Regions from separate parts of the Homo sapiens genome. Here region 1 is linked to region 2. A link is a loop called in an ENCODE intact Hi-C map of the cell type or tissue named here. Cell type or tissue: K562. All regions are shown on one strand. Each heading gives the region's core, and the rest is flanking DNA. Links, peaks and the distances in the headings are about the cores only.

Region 1 (5,000 bases), core at 1-5,000, 280 kb before region 2:
TGGCCTCCCAATGGGATTACAGGCATGAGTCACTGTGCCTAGCCTCCATCTCTTTTGTTGCATGATGGCTGGTAGCTTTCGTGGCACTGTTACCCCCAAATACGTCAGAACAAGGACAGTTTCCTTATTGACTCAGCACCAGCCGCATTTCGGGAAACATCACATCAGTAACAAGATCTGTTGCTGTGCTAAGAGCAGGTGTAGGGCGTGTCCCCAGCAGGCCCCTACCTGTCTTTTTCTGTACTTCAGGGTTGAGATGCATACTCGGCATCTGGTGGTTGTGCCTCTTTAGCTTCTGCTAGTCTAGAACAGCACTCCCAATCCCCAATTCCTCATGACTGCTTTAGCTTTCTCATGATCAGACCTAGGTCAGAAAGGCCAGGTTGGATCTCACAGTTGGAACCTTGAAAGGTAGCTTTGGCCCTTTACTAAAGATCTGTGTACAGAAGAAGGGAGTGTCCTGCACCAGCATAGGCTGGGCAGTGGCCTGCCTCACCTCAGCAGTCGGCTTCTCTAGGAATTATTGTGGGATGTAGAGTAGGAGGCACAAGCAAACCTACTTCAGAAGACTGATAATATACTTTTTTGTGTGTGTGAAGGCATTAGAGTATAAAAGATACTGTACATTTGAAAAGCAGTTCAGAAGGAGTCAAGCCTGGGTAGATAACCCTCCAACTGAAAGGAGATTCAGATAATCTTAAAAGAAAAGGGGTCAAAGGAAGTGAGCAGAACAAAGAGAAGTGAGGGAAGGACAGAGTGCTAGTCAGACCACATCAGGAGGAGCTTATGTGTCAGCTGACCCACCCCTGGTAGGCGATGACCACCAGAGCTCTCTGTGGAAAGGCACAGGTCCCCATTGTCACTAATGAGGGACCTGTGGGCTGTGCTTGTAGTCTGTCCCAACAGTGTAGCTTTTGTTGTTGTTGTTTTGAGATAGGGTCTTGGCTCTGTTGCTCTGTCCAGGCTAGAGTACAGTGGCACAATCATAGCTCACTCCAGGCTCAAACTCCTGGGCTCAGGTCATCTTCTTCCTGCCTTGGCCTCCCAAATTGTTGGGATTACAAGTGTGAGCCACCATACCTGTCCCCAGCAGCCACGGCTTTAGCAGTCCTTGATGATTCATCATGGACTTGTTAAATGGTAACTGGCTATTATTGCACTTTCTACATTTTAGTTGTCATTTTTCTATGAAAATGAGCTCCTCCCTAAAAAAAAAAGAGTTATATATTTTAGTTCTTATTTTCTTAAATCCTCACATTGTCCCAAATTTGACCAGTGGGAGTTCTATTAAGTTCCTTTAAGTTGTATGCCTTTGACATGTCCCCGTCAGCCCTTGAGCACCTCTTTACGTTCTGGTACAACAAGATGTTCCAGGCTCATCTTGTACTGTTTTTCCCACCACCCCCCCCAACCCTAGCATCAGCCGTTTCTCAGAGAAGGCCTAGGTTCTTTGAGTACAGAATAGTATGTAGGAGCCCAGGTCTGGTCGCTGGTTGTGTTCATTGCTCTGGGAGACAGAGTTTGCAAGGGAAACTCTGTGCAGTAGGTCTCCAAGCAGTGCTGAGCCCTTGCTCCAAGTGGAGCTCTTGGGTCCATTTTTGATTCTCCAACACTTGGCCTGCAGCACCCCATGATGAGAATGAGACAGTGAGTGGTGAGTGTCGTTGTTTTGGAAGGACAGGGATGTGAAGAAGAGATAGCTCCTGCCGTGGAGTGGGCTGAGCATGGGTCCTGTGAAGCCAGTACTTTTATATTTTTCTATCCTCTATTCCTATCCTTTTTTTTTTTCTTTTCCTGGAGATGGAGTCTTGCTCACTCGTCCAGGCTGGAGTACAGTGGTATGATCTCGGCTCACTGCAACCTCCATTTCCCAGGTTCAAGCGATTCTCCTGTCTCAGCCTCCCGAGTAGCTGGGATTACAGGTGCACACCACTATGCCCAGCTAATTTTTGTATTTTTAGTAGAGCTGGGGTTTCACCATGTTGGCCAGGCTGGTCTCAACCTCCTGACCTTGTGATCCGCCCAACTCGGCCTCCCAAAGTGCTGTGATTACAGGCGTGAGTCACCGCGCCCGGCACCCGTTAAAAAAAAAAAAAATTATTTATCATGCTTGGGATTTATGGACCAGTTTGAATCCGTGTATCTTAGTAATATACTTAAATTTTGAAAACTGAGGTATAATATACATGCAAAAGTGAACATAACTCATAAGCTACAGCTCAATCTAGATTCTTTTGGAAATCAAAATTTCCTTTGGAAATCTTAAGTTAATGAAAGTCTTAATAGCATTGTTGTAATTTACAGCAGCAGAACCTGTGTTAGCTAGTATCTACCAGGGCACCTAGGTGGACTAGCAGCTTTTAGGCTCAACCTTTTTTTTTTTCGAGACAGTCTTTCTCTGTCACCCAGGCTGGAGTGCAGTGTCACAATCTCGGCTCACTGCAACCTCTGTCTCCCAGGTTCAAGTGATTCTCCTGCCGCAGCCTCCCGAGTAGCTGGCACTACAGGCATGTGTCACCACACCCGACTAATTTTGTATTTTTGCTAGAGATGGGGTTTCACCATATTGGCCAGGCTGGTCAAGGCTCAACCTTTTAAGTTGGAAACAGAAGATAACTATATGTTTTAGATATTACACTCACTGGTCTCTTTAGGTAACTGTGGTCTGGAATCAAGTAATTTTCTGTTGTGGAGATTTTTGTTGTCACCTTTTCTGTGTTATGGAAGGGAATGTTAGGAATTAACCCTCCTTGCTTTATATAGGAAAAAAAATGCTTCTGGCATTTTCTAAAAATATTGCAGGTAATCTGGCTTTCTCGTGTCTTGTGCTGTTTGATGGTATTATCTTCCTACTGATTTGTTTCTTGCTTGTTCTATTACTTGCTGAGAGATGTGTTAAAATCTCCCATGGGATTGTGGATTTGCTGTTTTTCTACTTGTAGTTCTGGCAGTTTCTGCTTTACCTATTTTGGGGCTCTGGTGCCCTCCAGAGACTGAACTGGGAAACTCAGGCATGGTCATGCTTGTCCTTTGTTTCCCAGGGAGCTCTGTGGTCTCATGTCGTTGTGACTTTGCTCCTGTGCTCCATTCTTGGCTTCCGCAGACACCTGGCCTTGTCTGCATCTTTATGGCTTCTCTTCCCTCCCTGGAGCTTTATCTCTGAGGCAGCCTTGTCTCTTGGTGGGGTTCATTTTGCATGCATGGAACTTAACAGGCTCCACAAAATCTGGAGAGAAACTCTGGCTTAGTTGAGCCCAGAGAGTCACAAACTACCTGTAGTCTAATGGGCTGTGATGGGGAAAAAAGGAACACAGTACAAAATTAGGTACCAGGACTGTTAGTAGAAGCCAGGTTCTCTTCGAAGGGGATGTAGGTGGGGAGGTCAGTGACTTGCATTTTTATACAGATGGTGATTAATGAACATCAGAAATTGCATAGGAAGAGGGCCAGGTGCAGTGGCTCATGCCTATAATCCCAGCACTTTGGGAGGCCAAGGCAGGTGGGTGACTTGAGGTCAGGAGTTCGAGACCAGCCTGGCCAACGTGATGAAACCCTGTTTCTGCTAACAGTACAAAAATTAGCTGGGTGTGGTCCCAGGCGCCTGTAATCCCAGCTCCTGGGAAGGCTGAGGCATGAGAATCGCTTGAGCCCAGGAGACAGAGGTTGCAGTGACCCGAGATCGCAGTACTGCACTCCAGCCTGGGCGACAGAGCGAGACGCCATCTCAAAAAAAAAAAAAAAAAAAAGAAAAAAAAAAAGAAAGAAAGAAATTGCATAGGAAGGGAGGATTACTAATAACATAGTACTGGGACAACTGGTTAATTATTGGTAAAATAAAAACAGTGAGATATTCACCTCTCAACTTGGACCAAAGGATAGTTCCTATGGATTAAAGAAACCCATAAAAATAGTAGAAAATTCGGTTATGTTATCCGGTTTCTAGATGGGAAAGAACTTCAGAATGTTACACTCATTTATTTTACAAACTTGGGATCAGATTACAATAATCTCTTCTGCTTTTTTTCCCACCTGACATGTAAGGAGCATTTATCTGTGTCATTATTTATAAACATGGTTTAATTTTATATTGTGTGTGCTGTTACAGGTTTTCTTTATTATAAAAATGCTATAACATACCTGTATTCATTTTCATTACTAAGAAAAGTTCTTACAAAGTTTTAAAGTAATGGAAGAAGTCACAAATCCCTTGACATATCCTTGAATCTTAGGTATTTTCAAATCAAAGAAGTTTGAACACTTAAAAACAAGTCAAATTGTACTGAAAGATTAATAGTGAAAAATCATCCCCTGCCTTCCTCTCTCCTCCCCAGAGGTAATTATTTTTATCTCTTTCATCATTTTCTTCTACTTCTAATACTTTGATTTCTCATGTAGACATTTTCTGTTAACTTTCTATCATGGAAAATGAAGATTGAACTCTTCAGCCATTTTCTATTTCTTTCCCCCCATTCTCCCCATATAATTAAGTCACTATTTGTAATAAATGAAAAATAAGTGTTTACATAATTTTGACTATGTAAATATCATTCAGTGAAAAACCAAGTTATGTTCTGTAATTGCATTTTCTTGTAAAACCTTTTGTTTCCCTTGGAATTAATTACTGCCTTTCTTTTGAAATCATACACTATGTTGTCCATACAGCCTTAATTTTTTTCAAGTATTCATCTCCTCATCCTTAAAACTCATCCTTATTATGAAGTTAGTTTCTCCTATTTATATATTTATATAGTTATTTTTTCTCCTTAAAAAAAAATGAAAACCTGGGTTTGAGTCCCATCTTCCCTTTCTGCTTCTTGGAACTCATCTTTTAACCCTCCTTCCTTACTACTTAGATTTTCTTTCTTTGTAAAAAAGTTGTTTTCTCTCATCTTTTCTTCCCTTGGAGCTCTCTCCTAGAATCTTCCTTTTTCCTGCTTGATTCTGGTTTGCTAGCACTCTTAACCTTTTGCACTGCAGTAAGCTTAGACTTTCTTTAAGCT
Region 2 (12,328 bases), core at 3,538-8,537:
GAGAGTCATAAAAGGCTGGGGAGGTGGGGCGGGCTAGAAATCAATAGACAAACTAAATCCTAAAGTGACTGCTTTTTAAGTTACTTTAAAATTTTGAATTGTGCCATACAAAAGTAAGGAGTTTGCCTTTAAATAAAACTATAGTCTTAGATCATATCACATTAAATATTATATGTTCAGGCATCTTTAAATTATACCAGTCTAAGAGATTTATATTTACCAAAGCAGCCAGTATTATGACTTTCTCATTTGATATCTAGGAAGGCTCTTACAGTAGCACATTTGGAGCTCTGGATAAGAGGAGCACATGTCTCCGTCAGCAGCACATGATTTTCTACAACACTGTCTGGTGATGCGGACTGACCCAATAGGACTGTTTCACTCCACTTCCCTTTTCAATGCTTTAATATTCCAAAAGTAATGGTTATCAACATATGTTTTTTAAAATCCTTGGGGAAGCTCTGACAGTATAAGAATGCTCTGGGAGATGGTCCCTATAATCTCTTGCAACTGACAAACTGAAGCCTGCCAGGACAAATCCCACACTAGGGAGAAAATGCCAGTAGCTGAAAAAGAAATGCTAACAAAATAAGATTTAAAACAAACTCAGAAAATTAAGAAAGAGTAAAACCTGTAAAAAAGTAAGTAAATCCGAATAATATACTTAGAAATTAGGTGACTTAGAAAAAGAAAAATTATACAAAGAAATGACAGAATCTAGGAGAGAAAATTTAAAAAAAGAAGACATTTCAGAAATAAAAACTAAACTGGCGCAAGACACAAAAGCAAATAAACATAATAGCTAACTACTTAAAGTAAAAAAAAAAAGAATTAAGGAAAGGGAATTTTTTGTTTGTTTGTTTTGTTTGTTTTTTTGAGATGGAGTCTTGCTCTGTTGCCCAAGCTGGAGAGCAATGGCATGATCTCGGCTCACTGCAACCTCTGCCTCTCAGGTTCAAGTGATTATCCTGCCTCAGCCTCCCGAGTAGCTGGGATTATAGGCACCCACCACCATGCCCAGCTAATTTTTGTTTTTTTTAGTAGAGATGGGGTTTCACCATGTTGGCCAGGCTGGTCTTAAACTCCTGACCTCAGTTGATCTGCCCACCTCAGCCTCCCAAAGTGCTGGGATTACAGGCGTAAGCCACTGTGCCCAGCCAAAAAAGACAGAATATTTTTTTAAATAAAAAAGAATCAAGTCCAACAGAACTTAAAAATAAAATAAAATAAAATTTTAAAAAATCTAAAAGAAATGACGAAACTGAAAATGGATTCTGGATAAAAAATGATAAATATGACAAAAAGATAAATATGAAAGACAGACAAGAAGATTCAACATATGAAATAGGAAATCAAAGGAAAGAAAACAAACGAACACAGCACTAAACACTGTAATTCAAGATGACTTTAGGCCGGGCATGGTGGCTCATGCCTGTAATCCTAGCACTTTGGGAGGCCGAAGCAGGCAGATCACGAGGTCAGGAGAGGCAGATCACGAGGTCAGGAGATTGAGCCCATCTTGGCTAACACGGTGAAACCCTGTCTCTACTAAAAATACAAAAAATTAGCTGGGTGTGGTGGTGGGCACCTGCAGTCCCAGCTACTGGGGAGGCTGAGGCAGGAGAATGGTGTGAACCCAGGAGGCGGAGCTTTCAGTGAGCTGAGATCACGCCACTGCACTCCAGCCTGGGCAACAGAGTGAGACTCCGTCTCAAAAAAAAAAAAAAAGATGACTTTAAACTACATAAAGACATATACATAATCAATACAGCGTAGTATCGACACAGAATAGACCTACAGATCAGTGGAACAGAATCAAGAGTCTAGAAATAAACCCATACATCAGTGGTTGATTGATTTTCAACAAAGGTACTAAGAATGGTGTTGGATACCAACAATGGGTGGAATTGTGGTCCTCAAAAGATAACTCCACCCAGAATCTCAGAATGGGAACTTATTTGAAATAAGGGCCTTTGCAGATACAATTATGGTAGGAATCTTGAGATGAGATCATCTTAAGTTAGGGTGAGCCCTAAATCCAATGATGGGTGTCCTTATGAGAGACAGAAAAGAAGGTGACATATAGAGACATGCAGAGGGAAAAGGCCACATGAGGATGGAAGCAGAGACTGGAGGGATGTGTCTACAAGTCAAGGAGTGAAAAGGACTTCCAGCCACCACCAGAAGCTGGGGGAGAGTCACAGAATGGATTTTCCCTCAGAGACTCCAGAAGGAACTGCCAACACCTTAATTTGGACTTCCAGCCCCCAGAACTGTAAGAAAATAAATTTTTGTTTTAAGCACTTAGTTTATGGTAATGTTACAGCAGACCTAGGAAACTAATACAGACCCCTACCTCACACCATATGCAAAAATTAACCAAAAATGGATCATAAGCCTAACCTCAGAGAGAATATGATTAAACTTGTATGAAAAAAAATGAGTAAATCTTTCTGACCTTGGATTAAACAATAGTTTCTTAGATTTGACACCAAAAACACAAATAACAAAAGAAAACACAAATAAATCGGATTTCCTTAAAAAAAAAAAAGTGTGCTTCAAAGGACATCAAGAAACTAAAAAGACAAGTCACAGATTGGGAGAAAGTATTTGCAAATTGTATATCTGACAATAAACTCATATTAGAATATATAAATAATTCTTACAAATAAACAATAAAAAGACAATGCAATTTTAAAATGGGCAAAATATTTGAACAGACATTTCCCCAAAAAAAGATATAAAAGTGGCCAATAAGCACATGAGAAGATGTCCAATATCATTAGGCATCAGTATAATACAAACCAAAACCATAAGGATGTAACACTTCACATCCACTTGGATGACTAAAATAAAGATACACAAGAACACGTATTGGGCAAGGATGTGGGGAAGTTACAGTGCTATATACAGTGCTGGTTAAAATGGTGCAGCCTTGTTGGAAACAAGTTTGGCAGTTCCTCAGAATGTTAAATACAGAGTACCACATGACCCAGCAATTCTACTTCTTCTAGATATACACGCAAGCAAGTTGAAAATATGTCCACGCAAAGACCTTTACACCAAAGTTCATAGAAGCATTAATCATAACAGCTAAAAGTGAAAACAACTCAAATGTTCATCAACTGATGAATGAACAAAATATGAATATTATTCAGCCATAAAAAGGAATAAAGTACTGATACATGCCACAACTTGAATGAACCTTTAAAACACTAGGTTAAAAACCAACAACAACAAAAAGCTACATCAGGCTAAATGAAATAAGCTAGTGACAAAAGGTTGCATATTGTGCAATTCTATTCATGTTAAATATTCAGAATACACAACTCCAGAGACAAAAAACCACAGATTAGTGCTTGCCAGAGTCTGAGAAAGGGGGGATGGGGAGTGGCTGCTAAGGAGTACAGGGTTTTTTTTTGGGGTGACAAAAATGTTCTGATATTATGTAGTGGTGATAGATGCACAATTCTGTGATTACTTGAAAAACCCCTGAATTGTACAGTTAAAGAGTGAATTTTATGGTATGAAATTATATCTTAATAAAACCGCTATTTTTTAAAGCTATACCAGAAAGCTATTTACAAGGTGTTCTTTTTTTCTTTTTTTTTTTGAGACAGAGTCTTGCGAGATCTCTGCTCACTGCAATCTCTGCCTGCCAGGTTCAGGTGATTCTTCTGCCTCAGCCTCCTGAGTAGCTGGAACTACAGGCGCACGCCATCATGCCCGGCTAATTTTCATATTTTTAGTAGAGATGGAGTTTCACCATGTTGGCCAGGCTGGTCTTGAACTCCTGACCTCAGGTGATCCACTCGTCTCCGCCTCCCAAAGTGCTGGGATTACAGACGTGAGCCACCGTGCCCAGCCAAAGTTTTTTTTTTTTTTTTAAGGGTACATACATATCTTGCAAAATTGACCCAAAACAGCCAACACCAAGACACAGTCTAGTAAAACACTAGACTTTAAAAAAAAAAAGGAAAACAAAACAAACAAAAACCTTTGGACATTCAGACAAAAAGACCAAGTCACTAATTAGGGAAAGAGAATCAGATTTTCACCACACTTTCTGAAAGCACCACTTTATGCCAAAAAACAATAGTATAGCATATTTTAGAAATACAAAGAAAGATGTAAACCAGTGATCTTATATACAGCCAAACTGACCTCCAAGTACAAAGGATTCTTCAGTATGTTTTAAAGGAGATCAATAAGGTTAAGTAAAAACCCTGTCATCCTGAACATGAATTAGAAATATCAGTATGAACTCACAGTATATTTTATCTTAAAAAAAAATACAAACATCTTAGCCTGGTAACAAAAGTCAACCTAATAGTGAGGTACATATCCAGTGACCAGATTCTGGTCTCTAAATGCCATTTTCACTAATGTAACAGGGCTCCTTGAAGAAATGGCTAATTTCAGGTCTAGAGCAGGAAATGCACAAGATGACCTGGAAACATCCTACCATACCACAAATCAAAGAAGATGCCCAGATTACTAGGTTTGTATGACAAAGGCTCACCTAACTCATCAAAGATCATGTGCAATGTGTCAAAACATATCAAATATATTTAAATCCATATGCTCATAATGATACTAAAATGAAAAAGGCTTTTTTTGATCACCTTTTGGTGATTCTATGAAACAATTCATTATTTTGAAAACGGGTAAATAAAGGAAAATAATCAAATTTTATCTTGGCTTTTCTATATGAAGTGTACTTAGGGTAACCAAATAGATGATAAAAGGGGATTTCTCTTTATGTAAGTGTTATAGCTAATAAATGAAGAAAGCATAATAGATCTTAAATATCACCATGTTGCAATTAAGGAACCTAGACAATGACAAGCAGTAGCTTCTAACATCACAAAAAAAGATAAACATCCAAACATTATATACCTCCTGACAAACGTATACAACACTTATGTAGTCTTTCTCTCCCAAATCTAACCTGAATCTGATCAGGCATCTGGATCTAATTGCCAATTTACAGGAAATAGAAGAGAGATAACATATTAAATGAGAAGAAAGAGATGTGCTCAGTAAAATCCAGACTGTGAGAAATTCTACAGGACAAACAATCTGGTTTCTTGAACACCAAAACAACTGCAAGAGTGTAAGACAGAGGAAGGGAGAACATATAGATGAAAAGAGGCTTAACAAATACAAGCACACCTGGCTGGGCGCGGTGGCCCATGCCTGTAATCCCAGCACTTTGGGAGGCCGAGGCAGGCAGATTACTTGAGGTCAGGAGTTCGAGACCAGCCTGGCCAACATGGTGAAACCCCTCTCTACCAAAAATATAAAAAATTAGCCAGGCATGGTGGCACGTGCCTGTAATCCCAGCTACTCAAGAGGCTGAGTCAGGAGAATTGCTTGAACCCAGGAGGCAGAGGTTGCAGTGAGCCAAGATTGCACCATTGCACTCTAGCCTGAGTGACAGAGCGAGACTCCATCTCAAAAACAAACAAATAAACAAAAAGAAATACAAGTTACGGGCTTTGGGCCCCAGTTAAAACAAACTGTAAAAAAACAAAACAAATAAACAAAAACAGTTATAGAACAACTAGGGAAGTGCAAACACTGACTAGACAGCTAATAATAAAAAGAGATTATTGGTAATAGAGTGATGTTACCAAAATGGTAGAACACAAGAAAGCCGGCTTCACTCTCCTTCACAGAAAAAGCAAAAACCAATATACAGCACCAAGATTATCACCAGCAATATCCCAGAACCCAAATATAAGGATGACACAGTTTCCAAGGCCACACAGAAGTGAAAAAACTCCATGCAGACAGTAAGAGAATCAGACTTTATGTCCCTTCCCCAATCTGCCAGTCACCAAACATGTAGAAAAACTTCTCCCAATTCAGTTACTAAACTGAAAAAAGTGAGACTGAGGTGGACAATCAACTTTCCCATCATCTTGGGCCCCCTGGCAGGAGACCCGTCCCTGCCACAATCCACAGGAAGCATCATGAGTGTCTGAAGGGAGAAATATCCCTGAGGACAGCCAGAAATGGGCAGTGGTAGAGACTAGCAGACACTCGGCTCTGTACCATAGACAGAGGAGACACCAAATCAGAAAGGCTGGTCAGTAGGACCATGTTGTAGGAGGTACATCCTACAGGTCCCCTGGGCATGAACTCCCGGCTAGCCTTCCCATACTGCGAGGTATTCCCTTAGGGACTTTCCTCATCAGGGATGGGGAGCGCTCTGAAGTTTGCTAGAGCCGAGGCACACCTGGGCTTAAGGTGCCACCTAGTGCTGAAAAGGAAGCAAGGACCTAGCAAAAACAAAAAGATATTTAACAGGTATATTGACCAAAAATCTCTGAGCAAACATACCTAATAAAAAACCAAAACAAACCAGACAGAGAAGATTGGAACAAAAAAACGAATCCTTCAATGCAAAGAAATAGACGTACATTCACAAGAAATAATAGCAAGTGGGGAACCATGACATTCTCAAACCAGACAAAGCAAGGAGCCAGTGACTGACCTTAACAGGATGGCGACAGTGAAGCTCTTTGATCAAGAATTCAAAATTGCAGTTTTAAGGAAACTCAGTGATCTCTAAAATAACACAGAAAAACCCAGAAATTAATCAGAAAAATTTAACAGAGGTTGACTTAATTTAAAAAATCAAACAGAAATCCTGGAACTGAGAAATATATTTGCTGAACTGAAAAATTCAATAGAGGCTCTCAACAGCAGAATGGATCAAGCAGAGAAAACAATCAGTGGGTCTGAAGATAGACTACTGGAAAAGACACAGAGGAGTAAAAAGAAAAGAGAGAAGAGAAAAGAAGGACACCTATAAGATATAGAAAATTGCCTCAAAAGAGCAAATCTAAGAATTAGTGGTGTTCAAGATGAAGCAGAGCAAGAGCAAGGAATAGAAAGCTTATTCAAAAAATAATAACAGAAAACTTCCCAAATTTTTTGTTTGTTTGTTTTGTTTGTTTGTTTGTTTAGATGGAGTCTTGCTCTGTTGCTCAGGCGGAAGTGCAATGGTTTGATCTTGGCTCATTGCAACCTCTGCCTCTTGGGTTAAAGTGATTCTCCTGTCTCAGCCTCCCGAGTATCTGGGATTACAGGTATGTGCCACCATGCCCGGCTCACTTTTGAATTTTTAGTAGAGACAGGGTTTCACCATGTTGGCCAGGCTGGTCTCGAACTCCTGACCTCAAGTGATCCACCCGCCTCAGTCTCCCAAAGTGCTGGGATTACAGGCATGAGCCACTGCGCCTGGCCCAAATCTTGAGAAAGATATAAATATCCAGGTAGAGGAAGGCCAGAGATCAAACAGATTAAACCCAAATAAAACTACCCTATAATCACCCAAATATAACTACCCTATATTACACTACACATATAATAAACAAGCCCCCAAAGGTCAAGGACAAAGAAAGGACCCCAAAAACAGCAAGAGAAAAGAACAAATAACATATAAAGGAGCTCCAATTCATCTGGCAACAGGTTTCTCAACAGAAGGAGGGAGTGGGATAACCTATTCAAAGTGCTGAAAGAAAAGACAACTGCCAGGCTTGGTGGCTGACACCTGTAATCCCAACACTTTGGGAGCCCAAGGCAGGAGGATTGCTTCAGGCTAGGAGTTCAACAGCAGCCAGGACAACATAGTGAGACCCCTGTCTCTACAAAATAAAAATAAAAAAATTATCTGGGTGTGGTAGAACACACCTATAGTCCCGACTACTTGGAAGGCTGATGCAGGAGGATCACTTCAGCCCAGGAATTTGAGGTTACAGTGAGCTATGATCACACCACTGCATTCCAGCCTGGGTGACAGAGTGAGACCCCATCTCCCTGCCAACCCCTCCCCAATAAAAAGGAAAACAAAACAAAAGACAACTGTCACCCAAGAATTCTGTGCCCAGCAAAGCTATCCTTCACACGTGAAAAAGAGATAAAGCCCCAGACAAACAAAAACTGAGGAAATTCATCACCACCAGACCCATCTTCCAAGATATGCTAAAAGGAGTTCTTCAATCTGAAAGAAAAAAACACGGGCCGGGCGCAGTGGCTCACGCCTGTAATCCCAGCACTTTGGGAGGCCGAGGTGGGCAGATCACGAGGTCAGGAGATCAAGACCATCCTGGCTAACACAGTGAAACCCCATCTCTACTAAAAATACAAAAAAATTAGCCGGGCCTGGTGGCGGGCGCCTGTAGTCCCAGCTACTCGGGAGGCTGAGGCAGGAGAATGGCGTGAACCTGGGAGGCGGAGCTTGCAGTGAGCCGAGATTGCGCCACTGCACTCCAGCCTGGGCAACAGAAGGAGACTCCATCTCAAAAAAAACAAAAAACAAAAAAACAAAACAAAACAAAAAAAAACCACGAACATACAAAAAGAAAACATTTGAAGGATTGAAACCCACTGGTAAAAGTAAATACACAGACAAACTCAGCATACTCTAACACTGAAATTGTGGTATGCAATCCACCATAACTCCAGTGTGAAGATTAAAAGATAAATCTATAAAAAACAGTAATAGCTATGGTAACGTGTTAAGAGATGGGCCATATAAAAACACATAAATCGAGGCAACAAAAAGTCAAAATGTGTGTAGGGGGTGGAATTAAAGTGTAAAGATTTTTTAGTTTTTCCTTTATTTGTTTGTTTCTATTCTTTTCTTTGTAAATAAAGATAAGTTGTCATCTGTTTAAAACAACTTGTTATAACTATAAGATTTTTTTTGTAAGGCTCCTTTTTATTTTTAGTGTATTTATTACTGGTTTTTGTAACCACAAAGCAAAAACCTATAATAAATACACACACACACAAAAAGCTACAAATTAAAAGATACTACCAGAGAAAATCACTTAACCACAAGTAACAAAATGGTAGTAATAAGTCCTCACCTACCAATAACATTGAATGTAAATGGACTAAATTCTTCAATTAAAAGACATAGAATAGCTGAATGGATAAGGAAATAAGACACAACTATTTCCTGCTTACTAGAAACCCACTTTACTTATACAGACTTACATAGAATAAAAGTGAGGAAATGCAAGAATTAATATTGTTAAAATATCAATGTTACCGGCCAGGCACAGTGGCTCACGCCTGTAATCCCAGCACTTTGGGAGGCTGAGGTGGGTGGATCACGAGGTCAGGAGAACGAGACCATCCTGGCTAACATGGTGAAACCCCGTCTCTACCAAAAATACAAAAAATTAGCCAGGCATGGTGGCGGGCGCCTGTAGTCCCAGCTACTTGGGAGGCTGAGGCAGGAGAATGGCGTGAACCCAGGAGGCAGAGCTTGCAGTAAGCCAAGATTGTGCCACTGCACTCCAGCCTGGGCGACAGAGAGAGACTCCATCTCAAACAAAAAAAAAAGAAAAAAAATCAATGTTACATGAAGCAATCAAAGAGTCAATGCAATCTCTATCAAAATACCAACCAATGACATTCTTCACAGAAATAGGACAAAAAGGCCAGGCGCGGTGGCTCACGCCTGTAATCCCAGCACTTTAGGAGACCAAGGCGGGTGGATCACGAGGTCAGGAGATCAAGACCATCCTGGCCAACATGGTGAAACCCCGTCTCTACTAAAAATACAAAAATTAGGTGTGGTGGCGAGTGCCTATAGTCCCAGCTACTTCAGAGTCTGAGGCACAAGAATCACTTGAACCCAGGAGGTAGAGGTTGCAGTGAGCTGAGATCACGCCACTGCAATCCAGCCTGGCAACAGAGCAAGACTCCATCTCAAAAAAAAAAAAAAAAAAAGAAATAGGACAAAAATGCCTAAAATCTGTATGGAACCAAACACCCTGAATAGCCAAAGCAATCATGAGCAAAAACAACAAAGCTGGAGGAATCACCCACACTACCTGACTTCAAATTATACTACAAAGCTATAGTAACCAAGACAGCATGGTACTGACATAAAACCGACACGCAGACCAATGGAACAGAATAGAGACCCCAGAAATAAATCAACACATTTACAGCCAATTCATTTTTGACAGGCTCCAAGAATATATATTGGGGAAAAGTGCTGGGAAAATCACATGCAGAAGAATGAAACTAGACTCCTATCTCTCACCATATACAAAAATCAAATCAAAATGGATTAAGGACTTAAATCTAAGACCTGAAACTATGAAACATCTGGAAGAAAACATTGGGAAAATGCTCCAGTGCATTTGTCTGGGCAATGATTTTTTTTTTTTTACTACAACTTCAAAAGTATAGGCAACAAAAGCAAAAACAGACAAATGAAATTACATCAAGCAAAAGCTGTACAGCAAAGGAAACAATAGAGTGAACAGACAACTCACAGAATGGAAGAAAATATTTGCAAACTATCCATCTGATAGTGGATTAACAACCAGGATATAAAAGGAACTCAAACAGCTCAATAGGGGGAAAACATGATTTAAAAATAGGCAAATGATTTGAATAGACATTTCTGAAAAGAAGATATACAAAAGGCCAACAAGAATATTTAAAAATGTTCAACATCACTAATCATAAGAAAAATGCAAGGAAAATCACAATGAGATATCATCTCACCCCAATTTAAAACGACTTTCATCAAAAAGATAGGGAATAACAGATACTGGTGAGGATATGGAGAAAGGGGAACCCTCATACACTATTGGTAGGAAAGTAAATTAGTACAGCCACTATGGAAAACAGTACGTAGGTTCCTCAAAAAACGAAATAGAACTACCATATGATCCAGCAATCCCACTCCTGGGTATATATTCAAAAGAATCAACATATCAGAGCGATATCTGCATTCCCATGTTACTGCAGTACTATTCACAATAGCCAAAATAAGGAATTAACCTGAGTGTCCATCAACAGATAAATAAAGAAAATGTGGTATTACTATTCAGCCATAAAAAAGAATGAAATCCTGTCATTTGCAGCAACATGGATGGAGCTGGAGATCACCATGTTAAGTGAAATAAGCCAAGCACAGAAAGATAAATATCGCTCATATGTAGGAGCTGAGAAAGCAGATCTCATGAAGGTAGAGTAGATTGGTGGTTACCAGAGGTCAGGAAGGGTAAGGGGGCGGTGGGTGGGATTAAGAGTAGTTGATTAACGGTTACAAATACATAGTTAGGCAGAAGAAAGAAGACCTGGTGTTCAGTAAATCAGTAGAGTGACTATAGTAAACAATAATCTATTGTATATTTCAAAATAGCTAGTAAAGGAAAATTCAAATATTCCCAGTATAAAGAAAAGATAAATGTTTAAGGTGATAGATATCCCATTTACCCGGATTTGATTATTACACATTATATGAATGTATCAAAATATCACAAGTTCCCCCAAAATATGTATATCTATTATGATTCAGTAAAATTTTTAGAAGGAAAAAAAAGAATAAAAGATTATTGGTTATTTTGCTTGGGGGTGGGGAGAGATGATGGTGTTGTCTTAAAAACAGAATCTCACATTTTAGTCATACAATTGAAATATTTAGAGATGAATCACATGATGTTTGGGTTTTGCTACAAAGGATCCAGGAAGTGGCAGTTTGGAAGTATGGGGAGTTATAGAGCAAAAGATTGGCTGGAGCCAGGCGCAGTGGGTCACTTTGGGAGGCCGAGGCGGGGAGATCACAAGGTCAGGAGTTCAAGACTAGCCTGGCCAGCATGGTGAAACCCCATCTCTACTAAAAATACAAAAATTAGCCACTCATGGTGGCGCACACCTGTAGTCCCACCTACTCGGGAGGCTGAGGCAGGAGAGAATCACTTGAACCAGGGAGATAGAGGTTGCAGTGAGCCAAGATCATGCAACTGCACTCTAGCCTGGGCGACAGAGCGAGACTCCATCTCAAAAAAAAAAAAAAAAAAAAATTGGCTGGAAATTGATAATTGTTGAAACTGGGTGATGCCTACTTTTGTATATGTTAGAAATTTTTGACAATAAAAAGGGCTTTTTCCAACATTTATTATGAACATTTTCAAATATATAATTTGAAAAGAATCATACAGTGAACACACATGTCCACCACCTAGATTCTACAATGAATATTTTTGCTATATTTGTTTTACCACTTAGCTGTCCATCTAGTTTTTTTATTTCTCCTGAGACGGAATCTCACTCTGTCCCCCAGGCTGGAGTGCGGTGGCTCACTGCAACCTCCACCTCCTGGGCTCAAGCAATTCTCCTGCCTCAGCCTCTTGAGTAGCTAGGATTACAGGCATGAGCCACCAAGCCTGGCTAATTTTTGTATTTTTAGTAGAGACAGGGTTTCACCATGTTGCCCAGGCTGGTCTTGAACTCCTGACCTCGTGATCCGCCTGCCTCAGCCTCCCAAAGTGCTGGGATTACA

What was found. Hi-C counts contacts between places; a loop is a spot of excess contacts. Peaks named below come from ENCODE experiments on the same cell type or tissue, not always from the same donor. Only the 100,000 strongest peaks of a DNase experiment are listed, where the experiment ranks them.
Region 1: it touches region 2 in a loop (4-fold over the local background); 17 of 110 quality-filtered maps call a loop at or near these places.

What each region holds. Positions count from the first base shown.
Region 1 is chr4:1,907,862-1,912,861 of GRCh38, forward strand. All of the region lies in intron 3 of NSD2 (nuclear receptor binding SET domain protein 2), which reads left to right. Among named protein-coding and RNA genes, the nearest start is that of NSD2, 39 kb to the left of the region's middle. In K562, for the core only: a CTCF peak has its summit at 2,988; a DNase peak (open chromatin) is centred at 3,000.
Region 2 is chr4:2,180,287-2,192,614 of GRCh38, forward strand. The region is part of intron 7 of POLN (DNA polymerase nu); the gene reads right to left. Among named protein-coding and RNA genes, the nearest start is that of HAUS3, 56 kb to the right of the region's middle. RefSeq lists a silencer at 6,145-6,317. In K562, for the core only: a CTCF peak has its summit at 6,260 (motif pointing left); no DNase peak of the experiment used is centred there.